Linked DNA regions of Homo sapiens: region 1 is linked to region 2. Evidence: read pairs that join two places in POLR2A ChIA-PET (ENCODE). Cell type or tissue: Caco-2. All regions are shown on one strand. Links, peaks and the distances in the headings refer to the core of each region. The heading gives the core; the rest is flanking DNA.

Region 1 (10,284 bases), core at 1,274-9,273, 170 kb before region 2:
GAAAAGCGTTGTAGAGCCCAGAACAGGAAAATACATGACAGATTTTTTTTTAAGCAACAAAGCTCCAAGAAGGCTCATATCTGAAAAAAGAAATAGAGTATAACATGGAGGGACAGAGCATGATGAGAACCTGGCTAACATGTTCACGAAACTATGCCAGGATATAGATACGGTTTACTTTCTCATAAGACACTACTGCTGTTCTTTCTTTAGTCATTTTGCCAACCTTCAAATGACTTTAGAAACAAACCAAGAGTGAAAATGAGACAACTCAGATACTGTCATTAAACATTCAGGAACATGCAGAAATTTTGGCAGTCACAAGTCTGAACAAAAATCTCCAGTTGTAATCTAAAAATTACTTCCTAAGAGTTTCTTTCTGATCATTAGTGAAGATAGGTGTAACTAAAAGCATCTTTAAAAATATTGCTCTAACTAGACATCCTGTTAAACCCAGAGGATGTCACATGTGTTATCCCCACTCTCAAAACCCACTGTTTGGGTTGAAGTATATCCTCCAAAAAAGAAACGCTGAACTCCTAACCTCTGGTAGCTCAGAATGTGACCTTATTTGGAAAGGGGATCTTTACAGAGGTATTCAAGTTAAAACGAGGTCATTAAGGCTGGCCCTAATCCAGTAGGACTGATGTCCTTATAAAAAGAGGAAATCTGGTCCAGGCGCCGTGGCCCACGCCTGTAATCCCAGCACTCTGGGAGGCCAAAGCGGGCGGATCACGAGGTCAGGAGATCGAGACCATTCTGGCTAACATGGTGAAACCCCGTCTCTACTAAAAATACAAAAAAAAAAAAAAATTAGCCGGGCGCGGTTGCAGGCGCCTGTAGTCCCAGCTACTCAGGAGGCTGAGGCAGGAGAATGGCATGGCCCGGGAGGCGGAGCTTGCAGTGAGCCAAGATCACGCCACTGCACTCCAGCCTGGGTGACAGAGAGAAACTCCGTCTCAAAAAGAAAAAAAAAAAAGAGGAAATCTGGACAGAGAGACAGACATGCACACAGAAGAACGCCATGTGAATATAAAGGCAGAGATTGGGGTGATGCATCTGCAAGCCAAGGAACGCCAAAGGCTGCCAGCAACCCACCAGCAGCTAGGAGAGGACGCTAATAAAAATAAACATCCAAGAATGAGAAAGCGCTCTTGGAAATTAACACACAATTGTAAAATTAAGACATTCTATAGAAGGGTTGGAGAATAAATACCAGCCTGGGAAACACAGCAAGACCCTGTCTCTACAAAAATTAAAAAATAGCCAGGCACGGTGGGTCTCACCTGTAATCCCAGCACTTCAGGAGGCTGAGGTGGGAGGATCACTTAAGGCTGGAAGTTCAAGACCAACTTGGGCAACATTAGTGAGACCCTATCTCTGTTTTGTTTTTTTTTTTCTTTTAAAAAGAAGAAGAGGAGGAGGAGGAGGAAGAGGAGAAGGAGGAAGAGGGGAAAGAGGGGAAGGAGGGGAAGAAGGAGGAGGAGGAGGAGGAGGAGAAGGAGAAAATGTAGAAAGCAGATCTCCCAGTAAATCCAACAAGGATAAAGGAATGGGCAAAAGGAGGAAAAAGATGAATATCAGAGCATCAATCCAAAATGGCCCCAATATCTGACTTGTAGACTTTTTAAAGTACAGAAACAGGAGAGGAAAAAAAGGTAGGGAAAGGCAGGAGTTGGATATTATCAAATAAATCATACAAGAAATTTCCTGGCGTCAGAAACATGATTTTCCAAATTGAAAGTTCCCACCAGGTGCCCAGCTCAAAGGATAAAGAAACACCTGCACTGTTGTGGGCTCCACCTATGGCAGTCACGACAGAAACATGCTAATAATAGACAACGTTAAAGGCTACACAAAGGATTCCAAAATCACCATATGGGCACGACTACACAAAGCAGGATACACACCATGCCCTCCATCAGATGTACGGCACGTAGTGCCAGCTACTTCCCCAACATCATGAGTGTACACAGCTACAGATGATTCTACCTGTGGGGAGAGGCCTCACCAGGATTGATAAATACCCACTACAGTCTCTGGGTGTTTTTATGCCCTCTGGCCTGCGGAGACTCTGGTGACATAGGGCCTGCTAGCCAGGTCTAAGTAACGAAACAAGGCCAGGGGTAAGGATTCACTGTGAAGCCAGGTAAGGTGGGTACTTCCCGTGTTCCCTCCTAAGAGACTGTGTCTCGTCCAAAAACTGAGATGGCAAATCCCAAACCAAGGTGCTTCATCAAGAGATGGTAATGAGATACTTTAAAAAGAAACAAAGAAAGGTGCTAAAAAAAATGGGTAGGGGGGAAAGGATAGGAAAATGGGGAAAAAGAGGGGGGAGAGGGAGGGAGAGAGAGAGAAATTAAAAAGACTTGAGACTTCTCAAAAAAAGGTAACTTCTCAAAAGTAACAATTCTAAAGGAAAACTATTTCCATTCTAGCATTCTATAGCTAGCCTATCAGTTGGGTAGGAGGCTCAAATAAAGACATTTTCAGACACGTAAGCTCTCAAAGAATTTCCTCCCTGTAAACCCTTTCTCAAAAAGCTGCTAGAGGATGTGCTCCATCAAAATGAGGAGGCATGCCAAGAGAGAAGACAATGTGTAATCCAGGACTCAGAATCCAACACAGAAAATTACTGGGATTCAGGATGAGTGAGGTGTTGACTGCAGAGTTCTGTAGTCCTATCAGAAACTGGGGGCCTGAATTTGTGACTGGTACTAAGAAATGTAAACCAATAAAATAATTGTTGACTCCAGAGAAAAGAAAAATTTGAACTGGCAAAGAAATAAAAATCACTGCATATGCTCAGCTGTAAGCAATATTTAGCCATGAAAATATAAACAATGAATATTAAGAAAATTAGAAAATGGTATTGAGAGCTTAGTATAAAGAATTGTGCGTGTGAGAGGAGGGTTATATAAGAGATGAACCTTCATCTTGCAGCGTAGGAAATCAATAGAGAAGGTCTAAAATGAAAAAAACAAGCTACAGTAGTGTATGCATACAAGCATGGAATCAAATCCCACAAGCACAGAAAAGAAATGAAAGGGGCTTTTGCTAGGGAGCAGTAATCAGCTGTGAGAAAGAGAACTGGGGTTTTTCATAATAAACCTCACAGTACTATGTACTTAAATGTTTAAATTACATATAAAAATAAATACTTAAGATTTTAAAAGATAAATAGAACTATTATGTGATATAGCCTAATGAATAAGAATCACATTTACAGAAATGAAAACTACTTAAGGGAAGGAAAATAGGAACACCAAGCAAATATAAGCATTGTAAGGCTTTTTTTGTTTTGCTTTTAATTAGGAAAAGTTCCTTTCCAACTCTCAGGATCAGCACCTATGGTCCATCTGACCTGTAGGTATGTCTCATTAGTAAGACAAAACAAACAAACCAGGAAATTTAAATACAACAAAGTTATCTAGTTAATTCACTTGGGACAGGGAGATGTCCTAAAACAAAAGTCCTATTTCTTGACTGTCATGAAGATACCACACTTACAGGGGGAAGGTCCATTTCCATTTGATGACAAGGATAGCACTGAAAGATTCAGCCAGCATTTAAAAGGATGACCTTCAAAAGACCAAAAAAAAAAAAAAAAAAAAAACCCACCATAACAACATAGGTATACCAGTACCTACGTTTTTCAACTGGCAGAGAATAACATTTCATGTAGTTTTATAAGCTAAGAAAATTAGTGTCCATTCTAATGAAAATCAATTATTCAAGCTTATAGAAAAACATTAGAGGCCTTATGAACTAATCAGCAGATTTTTAAATTTTAGTCAAACGCTCACCTGCAATACACTAGGTATAGACAACTGTGCTTTCTAGACGTCCCATTCTAAACACAAAGATAAGGTCCCTCCTACAGGCCCACACATTAACAAAATTCATGCAGCCATAGATGAAATGATGGAAAAATCTTAAGGATTACATTTATAAACACATGTTGTGCATAACATTTGTATACAAGATTTCTAACTTTGGCACTATGAGAATAAAGAAATTTCTTTCTGGGTCAAGAAAGAAATTCTAAGCAAACACATTAAACAATGTTTTTCTTTGAGATAAAAACAAGCTTTTAACTAAACAGTAAATTCTCACATTAAAAATATAAGCCCAGAGCTAACTCCAAGACAGTTCCTCAGACTTTCCCACAATCGCTCAAGCAGTACTCCCTTCTAAGTCCCTCCCTGTCCCTGATTCATAAAACCCTGCTTTACGCAGAAGCAGACCTACTTGATTCCTCTATGACACTATCAGCTACTTCGGGACAAGAGGAATGTTCATTCATTCACCTTTCGCCCTTTGTCCTATGACTCTCTCAACACTGGCTTCTCTGGCCTAGTAAGACCTAGAGGTGGATGCGGGCTCCAGTTTAACATATGACCTCATTTAATCCTCAGAACCAGCCTGTCAAGTAGGTATTGTTATCTCCCTATTACAAAAGAGACAACTGAGTAAATGATACATCAAAAGTATATTCATGAATTTGGGAATTCCCAAAGGTCTATGAGTATATTTCTATTTAATGAAAGGTTCTTCATCAGAGCTGATGTATCATTCATTTATTCAATTACACTAAGTAAAGCACCACTAAAACTCCATTAGCGGGGAGCTCATCTGCAGATGTAGTTACCAAGTGAGTCAAATGATACAGTGAAGAAAGCACTAGTTCAAAAGACAGATCTGCTCAAAAAGAATTCAGATACTCACTTGTATTAGGGGTTTCCACTGGCTACCAACAATGTGATGGGACCTGGATTTCTGAACTGTTGCAGGAAGTCAGGGACCCTAAACAGAGGGACCAGCAGGAGCCGAGGCAGAAGAACATAAATTGTGAAGATTTCATGGACATTTATCAGTTCCCAAAATTAATACCTTTATAACTTCTTAAGCCTGTCTTTACTGCAGTCTCTGAACATAAATTGTGAAGATTTCATGGACTTTTGTCACTTCCCTAATAATCATCTTATAATTTCTTATGTCTGTTTTTACTTTAATCTCTTAATCACGTTATCTTCATAAGCTGAGAATGTACGTCACCTCAGGACCACTACTGTACAAACTGATTGTAAAACGTGTGTTTGAACAATATGAAATCACTGTACCCTGAAAAGAACAGAATAACAGCAATTTTCAGGGAACAATGGAAGATAACCATAAGGTCTGACTGCCTGCGGGGTCGGGCAGAATACAGCCATATTTTTCTTCTTGCAGAGAGCCTATAAATGAACGTGTAAGTAGGAGAGATATCGCTGAATTCTTTTCCCAGCAAGGAATATTAATAATTGATACCGTGTGGAAGGAATGCATTCCTGGGGGGAGGTCTATTAACGGCCGCTCTGGGATTGTCTTATGCAGTTGAGATAAGGACTGAAATACGCCCTGGTCTCCTACAGTACCCTCAGGCTTACTAGGATTGGGAAATTCCAGCCTGGTAAATTCTAGTCAGACTGGTTCTCTGCTCTTGAACCCTGTTTCCTGTTAAGATGTTTATCAAGACAATATGTGCACAGCAGGACATAGACCCTCATCAGTAATTCTAATTTTGCCTTTGCCTTGTGATCTTATTGCCCTTTGAAGCATGGGATCCTTGTGACCTACTCCCTGTTCATACACCCCCTCCCCTTTTAAAATCCCTAATAAAAACTTGCTGGTTTGGGGCTCGGGGTCATCATTACGGTCCTACCAATATGTGATGTCACCCCCAGAGGCCCAGCTGTGAAATTCCTCTCTTTGTACTCTGTCTATTTCTCAGACCGGCCAACACTTAGGGAAAACAGAAAGAACCTATATTAAAATATTGGGGGCTGGTTCCCCCGATACTGAACAGAATAAAAGACTGGAAGCTCTATTCAGCTCTGAAACTGTTTAACTTAAGGATCCTTCTACTCACAGTCCAGTGCCATGTAACCCAGGAGTCACAGTGTACACTTACTCAAATCAGGAACCGTCAAAATTACGAGGGAAAATCCTTGAAGAAGGCACCATGTTGGATACTGACATACCACGTCTCACATAGTCCCACTGAGCCCATTTCCTCCTCCCCAACACCTTTAGTCACCTTCCTATCAGGATGAGCCCGAGAGCAATATTTAGGTTGTTTTAGGGATCATGTTGTATGAGAAATACAGCTTAGACATTCCATCCAGTCTCAGCCCAGCGATATGCTCATGCTGTGAAACACAGGCCAAAGAACATCAGGTTTACCTTGTCCAACTCATTCCAAAGTGCACCAAGTAGGCATGGTAGGGCCACATCACCTCCCCATCTTCCCGGCTGGTATTTCTCTCCTTGACACAATTGCCTTTGAAAACATAAATAACCCAGAGAAACCCACACTCCTATAAAGTAGGTGCTATCTCTCTGTTACCAATTTATAGATGCTGACATCTATAAAGAAAAGCTTCAGCCAGGTGCGGTGGCTCATACTTGTAATCCCAGCACTTTGGGAGGCCAAGGTCGGTGGATCACTTGAGGTCAGGAGTTTGAGACCAGCCTGGCCAACATGGTGAAACCCTGTCTCTACTAAAAATACAAAAATTAGCAGCGTTTGGTGGCAGGTGCCTGTAATCCCAGCTACTAGGGAAGCCAAGGCAGGAGAATCGTTTAAACCCAGGAGGTAGAGGCTGCAGCGAGCCAAGATCGTGCATCACTGCACTCCTGCCTGGGTGACAGAGCAAGACTCCGTCTCAAAAAAAAAAAAGAAAAAGAAAAAGAAAAGAAAAGTGTCTCGGCAGGGCACAGTGGCTCATGCCTGTAACCCCCTCAGCACTTTGGGAGGCTGAGGTGGGAGGATCGCTTGAGCCCAGAAGTTTCAGATCTTCCTCAGCTGATATAGCAAGACCCTTATGTCTATTAAAACCAAAATTAACCGGGGATGGTGGCACATGCCTGTGGTCCCAGCTACTCAGGAGGCACAGGCAAGAGGATTGCTTGATCCCAGCAGGTCCAGGCTGCAGTGAGCTGAAATCGTGCCACTGTACTCCAGCCTGGACAACAGAGCAAGACACTATCTTACACACACACACACACACACACACACACACAGCTTATCCAGTTCTACCTAATAAACGTAACAACAACGGCCAGGTGTGGTGGCCCAACTCAGCAATCCCAGCACTTTGGGAGGTAGAAACGGGAAGACTGCTTGGGCCCAGAAGTTTGAGACCAACCTGGGCAACACAGCAAGACCTCATCGCTATAAATAACAATGAACAACAATAATCATAATGAAGTAAAAACAAAACGCTAAAATTGACTTAGGGATGATAAAGCAATGCACAGGAACTGTCAGAGTCCTTGGGCAGTGGGGCAGCATAGGAACAAGGCAATGTGGGGAGGCAGGTCATCGCTACCACATGGCTGTGGCCTCTGGCAAATCTCTTTCAGCTTCAGGGTTCTCACCTAGAAAACAGCATTATTATCTGTACTTTGTACAGTGGTTGTGACTTAAGAGAGATACTTTACGTAAAAAACTTAGCAAAATGCCTAAAGAAGTTGTTCAATAAGATAACTGTAATAATGATAATCTTTTACAAATATTAAACACCTCCTCGAAATACCTAGTGTTCCTAAGTAGAAGGCATCAGCACCACTTTACAACAGACTAAGAATGTCAGTGGATAGACTAGATATTAAAGACCCCAAAATGCCAAATTTCTATATTTCAAATAATGCTACCTAGGTAAGTTATTTTTAACAGCTAAGCCAGTTAGAAAATCCTGCAACAGAAGATCAGTCCTTTCTTACAAAGCATTTGTTGACCGGGCACAGTGGCTCACACCTGTAATCCCAGGACAGCTGGCAGATCACTTGAGCCCAGGAGTTCGAGACCAGCCTGGGCAACATAGTGAAGCCTGGTCTCTACAAAAAAATACAAAAATTAGCCAAGCATGGGCCGGGCGCAGCGGCTCAAGCCTGTAATCCCAACACTTTGGGAGGCCGAGGCAGGGAGGTCACAAGATCAGGAGATCGAGACCACCCTGGCTAACACGGTGAAACCCCGTCTCTACTAAAAATACAAAAAATTAGCCAGGCGTGGTGGCGGGAGCCTGTAGTCCCAGCTACTCAGGAGGCTGAGGCAGGAGAATGGCATGAACCCGGGAGGCGGAGCTTGCAGTGAGCAGAGATCGCGCCGCTGCACTCCAGCCTGGGCGACAGAACGAGACTCTGTCTCAAAAAAAAAAAAAAGTAGCCAAGCATGGTGGCGCAGGCCTGTAGTCCCAGCTACTGGGGAGGCTGAGGTAGGAGGATTGCTTGGGCTGGGGAGGTCAAGGCTGCAGTGAGCTGAGATAGCCCCACTGCACTCCAGCCTCAGTGACAAAGTGAGACCTTGTCTCTTTAAAAAAAAAAAAACAGCATTTGTTTAACATTTTAAATAACAAAAACAAAGCTTTATCTCTCTCTCAAGTAGTATTTCTCTAAATAACTCTTATTCTCGAATAGTTCATATGTAAATTGACATTACAGCTATGTCAAATAGGTACCTATTATATTTAGTTAGTTATTTATTTTTATTTATCTTTTTTGAGATGGAGTCTTGCTCTGTCGCCCAGGGCTGTAGTGCAGTGGTGCTATCTTGGCTCACTGCAAGCTCCGCCTCCCAGGTTCATGCCATTCCCCTGCCTCAGCCTCCAGAGTAGCTGGGACTACAGGTGCCCCCCACCACGTCTGGCTAATTTTTTGTATTTTTAGTAGAGACGGGGTTTCACTGTGTTAGCCAGGATGGTCTCGATCTCCTGACCTCGTGATCCGCCCGCCTGGGCCTCCCAAAGTGCTGGGATTACAGGCGTAAGCCACCACACCTATCCAGGTACCTATTATTAATTTTAAAAAATACTGTTAAAAGAGTTTAAAGAAATGTAATATGTGGACAGACGTCTCTCAGTGTTTACAAAGAAAAAAATAACACAGCCTCCTAAAACAAACAAAAGATATATTATATCCCCTATAATGCTTCAACTAAGCCCAAACATTCCTTAACTTATGTTGGCTCATAAGAAAAGCACATTGTTTTACAAACACCACAAGTTTATAGACTCAACTGTGAGGAAAAATATCCATAACAATTCAAGCAGCTCCAAATCAGAGCTTCTAATTCATATTAACGATCTGATGGTTTTGCTGGCACATACCGGAGGGCAATTCAAAACATATAATCAAATGATCAGATGACCTTATATTGAATAAATTATTTCCAAATACTTTTTAAGAGCTGTTTGCATTCTGGACACCTCCCTTTCCGAATAAGTTTAAAGCCATGTCTCCAGTGCAGCTGAACATACCTATCTTGCCAGGAACCATAAATGTCATATCATAATGCACTGAATAGATGAGGACGATCTTGGTCAGCATACAATTCTACTGTTTAGTCAGGGGTATATAAAACGTCTTCTAGGCAAACTGCAATCCCATACTAACCAATGAACTTTTTGTTTATAATTATGATTCCTTTTATAAAAAGAGACCATCTTATTTTAAATTTAAAAACGGATGCTTAGGCTGGGCACAGTGGCTCACACCTGTAATCCCAACACTTTCGGAGGCCAAGGTGGGTGGATCACTTGAGTCCAGGAGTTCGAGACCAGCCTGGGCAACATGATGATACCTTGTCCTACAGAAAAGTACAAAAATTAGCTGGGCACGGTGGCACCTCCCTGTGGTCCCAGCTACTCGGGAGTCCGAGGTGGGAGGATCGCTTGAGCCCTAGAAGCGGAGGCTGCAGTGAGCCGAGATTGCACCACTGCACTCCAGCCTGGGTGACCAAGTGAGACCTTGTCTCAAATAAAATAGAAGTTTAAATCAATATTCTAAGGTCATTTATCCCTTTCATTTTATTTCAGAAATAGGTAAATGCAGAAATTCAATCTGTCACTAACAAAGTTACTTTGTACCATATATTTTTTGCGGAGTAAAATTACCAGTTCCAACTTTAAAGTTTCCGAAGGATGCTTTCCCCATCTTTAGCTCCTCCCTTCATCTAATACAGCTTAGTCATAACCACCAAAGCCAAATAATTTTTAAACCTAGATCCTTCCTTCCTTCCCTCCTTCCCACTTACTCATGTATTTATTTATTCAGACTCAGGGTTCTACTGTGTCATCCAGCAGTGGCGTGAACATGGCTCACTGCAGCCTCAACTCCTTGGCTGAAGCCATCCTCTGACCTTAGCCTCCTGAGCAGCTGGGATCACACAGGTGCCCGCACTACCACAGCTGTGTTTTTTTTTTTTTTTTTTTGGAGAGACAGGGTCTTGCCATGTTGTCC
Region 2 (10,284 bases), core at 856-8,855:
TGTGTGTGTGTGTGTGTGTGTGTGTGTGTGTGTGTGTTTGGTTAAGTCGTTCTGCCCAGGTTTGCATAATGATCTTTCGCAGTTTAACCCAGAAAGATGTAAAAACATTTGCTATTTTTAGCCCATCATATCTGGGCTTTCATAAAACCAGCACAAAGCAATTCGATTCAGAAAGAGAACAGTAACCAAAAAATCTAAAAAAATAAGTAAATAAAATAACCACAGGTACCTACTACATCCAACCTAGCATATACTATGTTATATATAGTATGCATTTATTTCAGCATTATGGGCTAACTTATTATGCCATATTTTACATAGAGGTGACACTTAGTAAATGTGTTTTTAAACTTACAGCTGAGGGGCATGGTGGAAGCCCCAGCGTGGAAGCGAGTCTCATCAAACTCTCCCTTATACCCTAGAGAAGAAAACAGAAACGCATGTGAACTGCTTTGTGATCGATTTATTTTAAAACCATGGGAAGAAATTTTTAAAAACACACACACACTTTGAAGAAAACAAATCTAGCAAACCTACTTTTTACCACAACTGAAGCATATGCCGAAAGCTCTCCTTTAACATTCATCGCCGAGGCCCGGTACTGAGCTGTATCTTCAAAATCACATCTGAAAGAACAGACGGAAATGAATATCCATCGTAGTGACAATCCTTGTAATTACTAGCTGTTCTATCAAGGAACTCTTTGCTATCACAGCCCCCTGCAAATCAGTGGCTAACACATGGCTCTTTGGTTCTCCTGGTACAGCTATTTGTCTCTGATCTAGCTACCTGTGGGATATTACCTAGTCCAAGTGATCTACTGCAGTTTCATGCCAGCAGCATAGACTGGGGAGAGAACACCTATAGTTCACTGTGACCCTAGCCTGGGTTCATTTAAAATGTCAAAAAAAAAAGTCAACCAAGTGCTAGGCACATAAATTATAGAGTGAACAGCATTGTGATCCGCTTACTTGTCTAAAGTTGCATTGGGAGGAGAAAATGTGCAGGCGTGTACCTTTGTAGCAAGTAACTACCCAGAGGCACACTGGAGGGCGTGGCTTTCCTGCTGTCCTGCCCTTGTGGTGGGTTTCAGTCTGGGGGCAACCAGGAAATAGGGAAGAGAAAGAAGCAGTCCCTCCGTGTAGATTCCCACAACCTCCCTGAGCCACGTTGGTCTATGTGTTCTAGCTTCAAAGCTCATCTAAGTTATTTACACTTCATTTCCACTAAGGTTCAGGCCATACTTGGAATTTCAGCTCACAGCACACAAGAAGCGCCATTTGGATGTTCTTCTAAGTTATAATACAGAAACTGGAATTCTTATAAAAATGGACCATTAGGGAGAGAATGGTTTCATGGAGAGATGAAGAGGCTAAGGTTTCAAAGCAGGTTGTTTTATGTCTTATCATTACCAGTTTCTCGTGTTCTTCATTGTTTCTCGGGGTTTAGTTTCATTTGTGTAAATTTTTTTTCTTGCTGAAATTTTACAGACATCAATAGAACCCCAGCAAGGCAAACACAGTTGCCCTTCTCATAACTACTTAATTTTGAAAGTAACCACATAGCTCACTGTTGCTTTAGCAGAACCACCCACTGGCAGAACTGACCTGACTTTGGGTCAGGGTCAGTGCCTGGCAAATGGCACAGGGTCCTAGCATCATTTGGCCAACTCCTCTGATCTGAGGAGAAGGCTATAAGTCTCCTGAGAATGAATGGTATAAATTTCACCTTGACACTTAGGCACATCATGGTTTTATCTAAACTGAAAATTCTGGGAACTTGTTTAGCTTTTCATTGACCTAATTAGGTTTGAATTTCAAAATCATCTTGGGAGGCAAAATAAACATTTGGGAACTTAGGAATTTTGATGTAGGTTTCGTTTTCAAATTTTGCTTTGGATTTTACTTTAAGCTCAAACATCTCAATGTCTAGCCTGCTTCACATACACAGATTGACAGAGTGCATACTTTCCCATGGTTCCTGGCAAGCTGAAGGAAAGAACATTATCTCCAAGTTTAGCCCACATTCAATGCCACCTACCCGGATCTCCATGGCCTTTAGTTATTAAAAACAAGAGACTGTGATGATGATATTGATTTGGGACTCTGAAATGATTACTGAATATAAATGCCTCTTTATGCAACATATTTTTCTTACTTACATCTAAGAAAAATTCCCAAGTATATAAAAAGATAAATAAAAACATGCAAATTGGTTTTTTTCTCATCATCTTTGACCGAATCCAAATATAAAATCACTTTGGGAGGTAGTGTGGGTATGGTAAGGATCAGTCATACATATCACTTTCAGGTGTGCACCCAGAGAAGCACCGTATACGAATGTCCCTCAGTGTGATCACACAGCATTGGGATGAAGTGGGGAGAGTGGCTGTTAACTGCAGGGGTGAGAAGCCTCCCTGAGCAATGGTGAGCAACACATGGACACTAATGTTCTCTTACCCATTAATCTCCAGAGTGTGCATCCCATATCGACTCTCAATAATATACTTTCCAGGGTTTGCATGGACATTTATTGGCACCTGGTTTTTATACCTATAACAGAATGGAAACAAAATGAAGTAAGTTGAAGTGTAAACAACTTCATGATTAAACACACACACAATTCTTGTTCTTGCAGGAACATCTGTAAACAGGGCACTGAGGGTAGCAGCAGCATCGATTAAATAAATGTAAATCATATTGGCTTACGTGAAGTGCACCAGCAATACATCACACTTCTTGATGAAGTGCTTTCCCCTCCTCTATAAACTTACATGAAAAATGTTGACGATTCACAGCAATATGGCTGAATATCATGTAACATAGTTACCGAAAAAAGCCAGTTACAAAACAGTGCACAGCAGAATGATTGCTTTTATATAGAATACAAAAACAAAAAACTAATTAATGCTACTAGAAATCAGTAGTGTGTTGGGACGCAAGAAGGAGGCTTCTTGGGTGTCAATAATGTTTATTGATTTGGGTGTCAGTTACATGGGTGTGTGCAATCTACAAAAATTCACTAAAGCAATTCATTTGTAAAAGTGTGCAGTCTTTGGGAAGCCGAGGCGGGCAAATCACTTGAGGTCAGGAGTTTGAGACCAGCCTGGCCAACGTGGTGAAATACCATCTCTACTAGTAATACTAAAAATTAGCCAGGCATGGTAGCACACACCTGTAATCCCAGCTACTCAGGAGGCTCAGGCACAAGAATTGTTTGAACCCAGGAGGCGGAGGTTGCAGTGAGCTGAGATTGTGCCACTGCACTCCAGCCTGGGCGACGGAGTGAGACTCCATCTCGAAAAAAAAAAATTTGCAGTATATAATATGCACACTTTTTGTGTGCATGTTATATTATAATTTAAAAGGTTTTAGGCCAGGCATGGTGGCTTATGCATGTAATTCCTGTAATCCCAGCACTTTGGGAGGCTGAAGTGGAAGAATCACTTGAGGCCAGGAGTTTGTGACCAGCCTGGGCAATAAGCAAGACCCTGAATCTACAAAAACTACAAAAAATTAGCTGAGTGTAAACCTGTAGTCCCAACTACTTTGGAGGCTGCAGTGGGAGAATAGCTTGAGCCTGAGAGGCTGAGGCTGCAGTGAGCTATGATCGCACCACTGCACTCCAGCCTGGGCAACAGAGTGAGACCGTGTCTTAAAATAAATAAAACAAACAAACAAATAAGCTTTTTAAAAATAAATAAAACAAATAAATACATAAATAAGCTTTTTAAAAAGTTGACCACTATTGATGTAACAGAGAGGAAGGCTTTCTGTTGGGGGTTTTATTGCTGGCTATCTGTGTAGGATGAGAGCAAAACATTCTTCCTGCTAACATTCTTGCATGTTGTTAGAAGCAATATCATTATTATTATTATTATTATTATTATTATTATTATTATTATTTGAGACAGAGTTTCACTCTTGTTGCCCAGGCTGGAGTGCAATGGCATCATCTTGGCTCACTGCAAACTCCACCTCCCGGGTTCAAGTGATTCTCCTGCCTCAGCCTCCCCAGTAGCTGGGATTACAGGCACCGGCCACTACGCCTGGCTAGTTTTTTGTATTTTTAGTACAGATGGGGTTTCACCATGTTGGTCAGGCTGATCTCGAACCCCTGACCTCAGGTCATCCACCTGCCTTGACCTCCCAAAGTGCTGGGATTACAGGTGTGAGCCACTATGCTCGGCCTGCAATATCATTGTATTGAACGATCATTATATTTAAGTGTTTTATTCAATGTCATAAACAAACATGGCTCTTGCCTTGGAAGAATTTATAATATAAATCATGAAAGGAAACTTCTGACAAGTAAGAGCTGAAAGCCTCCCTTTTTCTGACTGTTCCATATCTGGTTAAGCCTCACAGCCCTCGGAGAGTGGACTACGCAGGCGGGCCTCTCCCTGGGACCCTGTCTTCTGGGTCTGTACGTGGCGCCTGGATTCTTCACCACTTCCTCATGTTCTCAGTAGCCAGTGGCTATGGTGCTGGACCAGGCTTTTCTACTTAAACCATTTTCTGCCCAAAAGAGGAACTGGGTTTCACTTGTTTCCCTTTCAGACAGCCCACTTCGCACGCACAGATGACGTCAATAACCCTGATTAACATAGCTGACACAGAGAATTGACTATGAGCCAGGCAATGCTCTAAGCGCTTTATGCATACATTGGTAAGTTCAGTTCTCACAACCACCGTATGAGATAGTGCTGTTTTTAACCTCATTTTCCAGATGAAGAAACCAAGGCATGGGGGTTTCAGGAACTTGCCCAGTCACACAGCCAGGAACAGCAGAGGAGGGATTTGAACCGGCAGCCTGGCTGCTGACCCACATGATGCTTCCATTTTCCAATTGTTCTGTCTGCATTTCATTTCTTCAGACTTGTGGACACGATCATAAGGAGGTTTGGGAGTAGGGAACATGATGGAAAGGGAGAGGAAGGAAGAATACTGGCTTCAGTCAGCTCCTTCCTTTCCCCAGCTCTCTCTCTCACATACACATACACCCCTCCGTCCCTAAAGCACGTTATTCATTTTCTACACTTAAAACAAACAAACACTCTCCTCCATATAACAGAACCCGAACTCATCCTTCAAGATTCAGATCAAATGCAACTTCTTCAATAAACTCTTCCCTAAAATATGACACAGTATGAATCGTTCCTGCCTCTCTGCATCAGGGTTCCTTGCTTCAAGTTACTAAATATAACATTTATCAAAATTATGGTTGGATATGTGTCTCTTCTATTATGTTGCCAAACCTTTGAGGTTGGGATTGTGTCTGATCCACATTTACTTTTTTTTTTTGAGACAGTGTCTCGCTCTGTCTCCCATGCTGGAGTGCAATGGTGTGATTATAGCTCCCTGCAACCTCCACCTCCCAGGCTCGAGCAATCTTCCCACCTCAGACTACCAAGTAGCTGGGACTACAAGTGTGCACCACCACACTCAGCTAATTTTTTCTATTTTTTGTAGAGACAGGCTCTTGCTATGTTGCCTATGCTGGTCTTAAACTCCTGGGCTCAAGCAATCCTCCCACCTCGGCCTCCCAAAATGCTAGGATTACAGCCATGAGCCACTGTGCCTGGCCTGATCCACATTTACTTCTATTCCTACTCCTGAGGAAGAATGAGTCATGGGCAAACAGCAGGCGCTCAGAATTGGTTAAATTTGGTTGAACAGAATTAGCACGTAATGCAATAGATTAATTGTAGCTTCATAATTTTTTGTCTGAGAGAACAGAGTTCTGACAAGCATATATGTCATGATATGGATGATTTTATTTTAAATAAATAGCGATGAGGTCTCACTATGTTGCTCAAGTTGGTCTCAAATTCCTGGGCTCAAGCGATCCCCCTGCCTCAGCCTCCCAAAGTTGGATGATTTTAAATAAATGCACACGAAGAAAGTAAGTTGACAGTCTCAGTTCCCTCAGATGTGAAATGGAGAGGGTGGGACTGGCTTAAGAATCGCAGCTGTGTGGCAGGTGCAGCAACATAACCTTCTCCAAACACAGAAGACCCTGCAAGTTGATGCAGTGCTATTTCCTGCCAGCAGCTTCAGACAGCTGTCTCAACATGGCTCGAGCAGACAGGACTATCTGATCAGAGATGGCCTGGAAAAAGAAATCCACTGGCCACTTCTAATCTCCCGCATTCCCCGTTTAGATGAAGTACAGGGTAGAACATGTTAATTGGCATGCTCTTCTTCTATAATTGGTTTAGGTAATTTCACACTGGACTCAAGCTCACTCTGGCTCTGCTCTTTCTTGTGCTGGAGGGTTTTCAGTGGTTCCTCTTTGCCTAAGAAAAGCGCTGTGATACCAACGGCTGTGACATGTGCTGTTTGACCAAATGACTCAGTGACACTCAATTCGGCTTCGGATCAAAAGTATTGCTCATATCTCTATAAAATTTTCATTACAAAGTATTCTGCAGGTCAGCAGTGGCAGTTCATGCCTGTAATCCCAGAACTTTGGGAGGCTGAAGCAGGAGGATCGTTTGAGGCCAGGAGTTCGAGACCAGCTGGGTAACATGGCAAGACTCCATGACTGTAAAAAATGAATTTTTAAAAATAAAATAAAAAACTATTTTGCAGCTCCCATAGTTGCTTCACCATCCTTTCTTTCCATTACTACTCAATTTAGCACCCTAATACCTTTTCCCCAGCTAACAACTTTTCTATTATCACCACATGGCAAGAGAAATGGGTTTAAAATACACACACACCACACATCACTTTGACTGCAGAGCTTGTAGTCTTTTCTCTGGAGCTCCAGATACCAATGTGAGAAATTCTTCATTTAAAGCGGTGGTCAAGGATTAAGTCAGAAAGGTATTTGATTCTATTCTCCAAAGAATTCCACCCAGTGAGGCATTTAGGTTTGCAGTCACTTGAGACTGGCTATCTTTAGCTTTAAGTCAGGGAAGAAAAGAAGGATTTGGGGCCTGTTCTGTATATACTTCACAGCTTGTTATTTCTAGAACATGAAATTCCAAGCTGAGTAGTCATCGGCTAATTTTGGAGGTTAATCCACACCCTGGGATTACATATCAAAAGCTTTCTTAAATCCCTGTGAATATTCAGATGTATACTATCTCCCTTATCATTTTTATGTAATGTCTATGAATTGCTAATGAGCTTTCAGTATACTATAAGTTTTTCCAGTGACATTTCCTTTATGTGTGTAAAACACACAATTCTCCCAGACAAATGTCAGTTTGGATGTTGGGCCGAGTTTATAGTATGGGGTCACAGTAAAAGCTCTTTGGCAGTGTAAAGCATGATCAAGCAAAAGACTTCACAAAAATTATTTTCTACCCACAAATAATGCACACCGAGATGATCTTTTTTTTTTTTTTTGAGACGGAGTCTTACTTACTCTGTCACCCAGGCTGAAGAGCAGTGGCACGATCTGTGCTCACTGCAACCTCCGCCTTCCGGGTTCAAGTGGTTCCCCTGCCTCAGCCTCCCAAGTAGCTGGGACTATAGGAGCGTGCCACCACGTCCAGCTACTTTTTGTATTTTTAGTAGACATGGGCTTTCACCATGTTGGCCAGGCTGGTCTCAAACTCCTGACCTCAGGTGATCTGCCTGCTTCGGCCCCCAAAGTGCTGGGATTACAGGCATGAACCACCACGCCCGGCCAAAGATGATCTTTAATATACTGAATCTCACCACAAATGAGATTGCTGCTTATAATCCAACCTGTTTTGAGTAAATCACTCTAGACCCACTTTAAAAACTATCTGAGAGAGATTGAGAGAGAGAGAGAGATCCCATTGGGATAGATTTTGGAATTAAGTAAATAAGAAAAATCCAAAGTAAAACTCCAAATCCTTATGTTGGAAAACTGTTGTAAATTGTAAATAATTTGTGTTAACCATTTTAAATATAAGCTGTTTTTTCTATGATAATATGGTAGTAACTGCTAAATTTGAATATGTGATTAATAATTCTAATCTTGAAAATAAACTCAATGCATGATTCTATTATGAAATTTACAAACCCTCATAATTTGTGAGAATAGAAGAGTTTTCTGAATCTCTGCCTTTGTAACTATTTTATTCCTAGGTTTTGAATTATTATAATGGGCTTAATGACACATTTCTTTAAGTATCTATTTGACAACGACCTTTGGGTGAAACTGAATAATTTTTTTTTTTTTTTTTTTTGAGACAGGGTCTTGCTCTGTCCCCCAGGCTGTAGCGCAGTGGTGCGATCTCACTCACTGCAACTTCCACCTCCCAGATTCAAGCAATTCTCCTGCCTCAGCCTCCTGTGTAGCTGGTACTACAGGTTCCTGCCACCACACCCGGCTAATTTTTGTACTTTTAGTACAGATGGAGTTTCACCATGTTGGCCAGGCTGGTCTCGAACTCTGGACCTCAGGTAATCCGCCCGACTCGGCCTCCTAAAGAGCTGGGATTACAGGCGTGAGCCCTCGCGCCTGGCTGAAACTGAAGAATTTTAAACATGTATTATAAATGCTTTGCTTGAGGATCTAGTCCAGTGTCCAACATATAGATATGAAAACATGAGTGCCGAGTGAGTGAATGACAGGTACACACTGATACCAACACATTGCTCCAATGAGTTTTCCTGATCTTCCTGCAGGCTACAATCAAGATTTCCATGGACAAATTCAATCTAGGCTTCAGGCCAGAAACCCAAATGAATCCTGCTCTTTAAAAAGTATGCCTGTCATGAGGTGAGGGGAGGGGGAGGGATAGCATTGGGAGATATACCTAATGTAAATGACGAGTTGATGGGTGCAGTACACCAACATGGCACATGTATACATATGTAACAAACCTGCACGTTGTGCACATGTACCCTAGAACTTAAAGTATTATAATAATAATAAAAAGTATACAATTAACACTATTCTCTCCTTTTAAAGAAAACTTTTTCCTTCTCCACTATTTCACATAATGTTTAAAATCTGACTAGGTAATACGTTTACATGGTTCAAGAACCAGAAAGAACTAAGGGTGCACAGTGAACCCTTCCTGGTAACTTCCTAGAACTTTTGTCCCTTTGACAAGGCTCCCCCTCAGGGTCAATAGCTTTTCTTGGGTTCTTCCATATCCTTCCAGAATTTCATTATGCAAATAAAACAAAAACAAACATAAATGCTTTTTTCTTCCCCCTTTAAACAGAAAGACTCTTATTATACAAGTTATTACATAAATGTACCCTATTAAATTTTAAAACTTTAATTTTTTTCACTACATATGTATTTTCCCTTCTATGTCGACAGAGTCCTCCTGCAGGATGGCCAGCTTCACGGTAGGGGTGCAGCAGCATCCTCTGCAACTAACTTTTCTTTCTTCTTTTTTTTTTTTTTTTTTTTTTTTTTTTTGAGACAGAGTTTCGCTCTTGTTGCCCAGGCTGCCTGGAGTGCAGTGGCGTGATCTCAGCTCACCGCAACCTCCGCCTTCCGCGTTCCATCGATTCTCCTGCCTCAGCCTCCCCAGTAGCTGGGATTACAGGCATGCTCCACCACACCCGGCTAATTTTGTATTTTTAGTAGAGACAGGGTCTCTCCATGTTGGTTAGGCTGGTCTCGGACTCCCGACCTCAGGTCATCCGCCCGACTCGGCCTCCCAAAGTGCTGGGATTACAGGCGTGGGCCACCACGCCCGGCCTGTAACTAACTTTTCTACCGAGGCCAGTGCTTAGACAGGCTCCCTGCTGCTGTCAGAGCGAGTTGGGAATAGGACGGTACTGCATCCTGTCTCTGCACCTGACTTTAATGAGGGATGTGTGTGCCCTTATTCAGTGCTCTCTGGTAACCTCTAGGTTCCACATGAATAGATTTGGTTAGTAATGTGGGATTGGTTGGAGAGCGGCTGCTGAGTGCTTGTATCATTTGTTAGGCCTCAGGAACTCCCATGAGTGAAGGTGTCCAGTGGAAACTGGTTGGTTGGTGTCCAGCCAAACCCTCTTTGGAAAGGGCTCTGCCGGAGACAGGCCCGCCACACGTGCCTTTGAAAGATGTGGCTAAGGACATAACTGCTATGAGTGGAGGCAGTGTGATTATATGAAGCATCATCACAAATTTACTCCTTTAATAAACCTGCTGATATTCAGGAAGGGCATTCTCAATATTCCCTTTGTACTTCTCCTCAGTGTCAGGCCCAGGAAGCTGCAATTGGATACCAAAAAGGTATAAATGCCAGCAATGTTATCACCAACAATCTTGGTTGTTGCTTGGGCTGCGGGTTCCCAGGTCTTCAAGGGAAAGGCTGCTTATTGAAGATTTCATGCTCTGTACCAGTGGTGC

What was found. ChIA-PET counts read pairs that join two places held together with the same protein. Peaks named below come from ENCODE experiments on the same cell type or tissue, not always from the same donor. Only the 100,000 strongest peaks of a DNase experiment are listed, where the experiment ranks them.
Region 1: POLR2A ChIA-PET joins it to region 2 with 14 read pairs; 4 of 35 experiments call an interaction of 5 or more read pairs at or near these places.

The regions. Positions count from the first base shown.
Region 1 is chr18:2,998,643-3,008,926 of GRCh38, forward strand. The region is part of intron 1 of LPIN2 (lipin 2); the gene reads right to left. Among named protein-coding and RNA genes, the nearest start is that of LPIN2, 9.4 kb to the right of the region's middle. RefSeq lists enhancers at 90-189, 304-1,226, 5,238-5,755. In Caco-2, for the core only: no CTCF peak of the experiment used is centred there; a DNase peak (open chromatin) is centred at 4,359.
Region 2 is chr18:3,173,583-3,183,866 of GRCh38, forward strand. It overlaps MYOM1 (myomesin 1), which reads right to left. Exons shown (of 38, transcript NM_003803.4): 6 at 2,460-2,552; 7 at 538-626; 8 at 356-418. Among named protein-coding and RNA genes, the nearest start is that of MYOM1, 41 kb to the right of the region's middle. RefSeq lists enhancers at 4,218-4,337, 4,358-4,747. In Caco-2, for the core only: no CTCF peak of the experiment used is centred there; no DNase peak of the experiment used is centred there.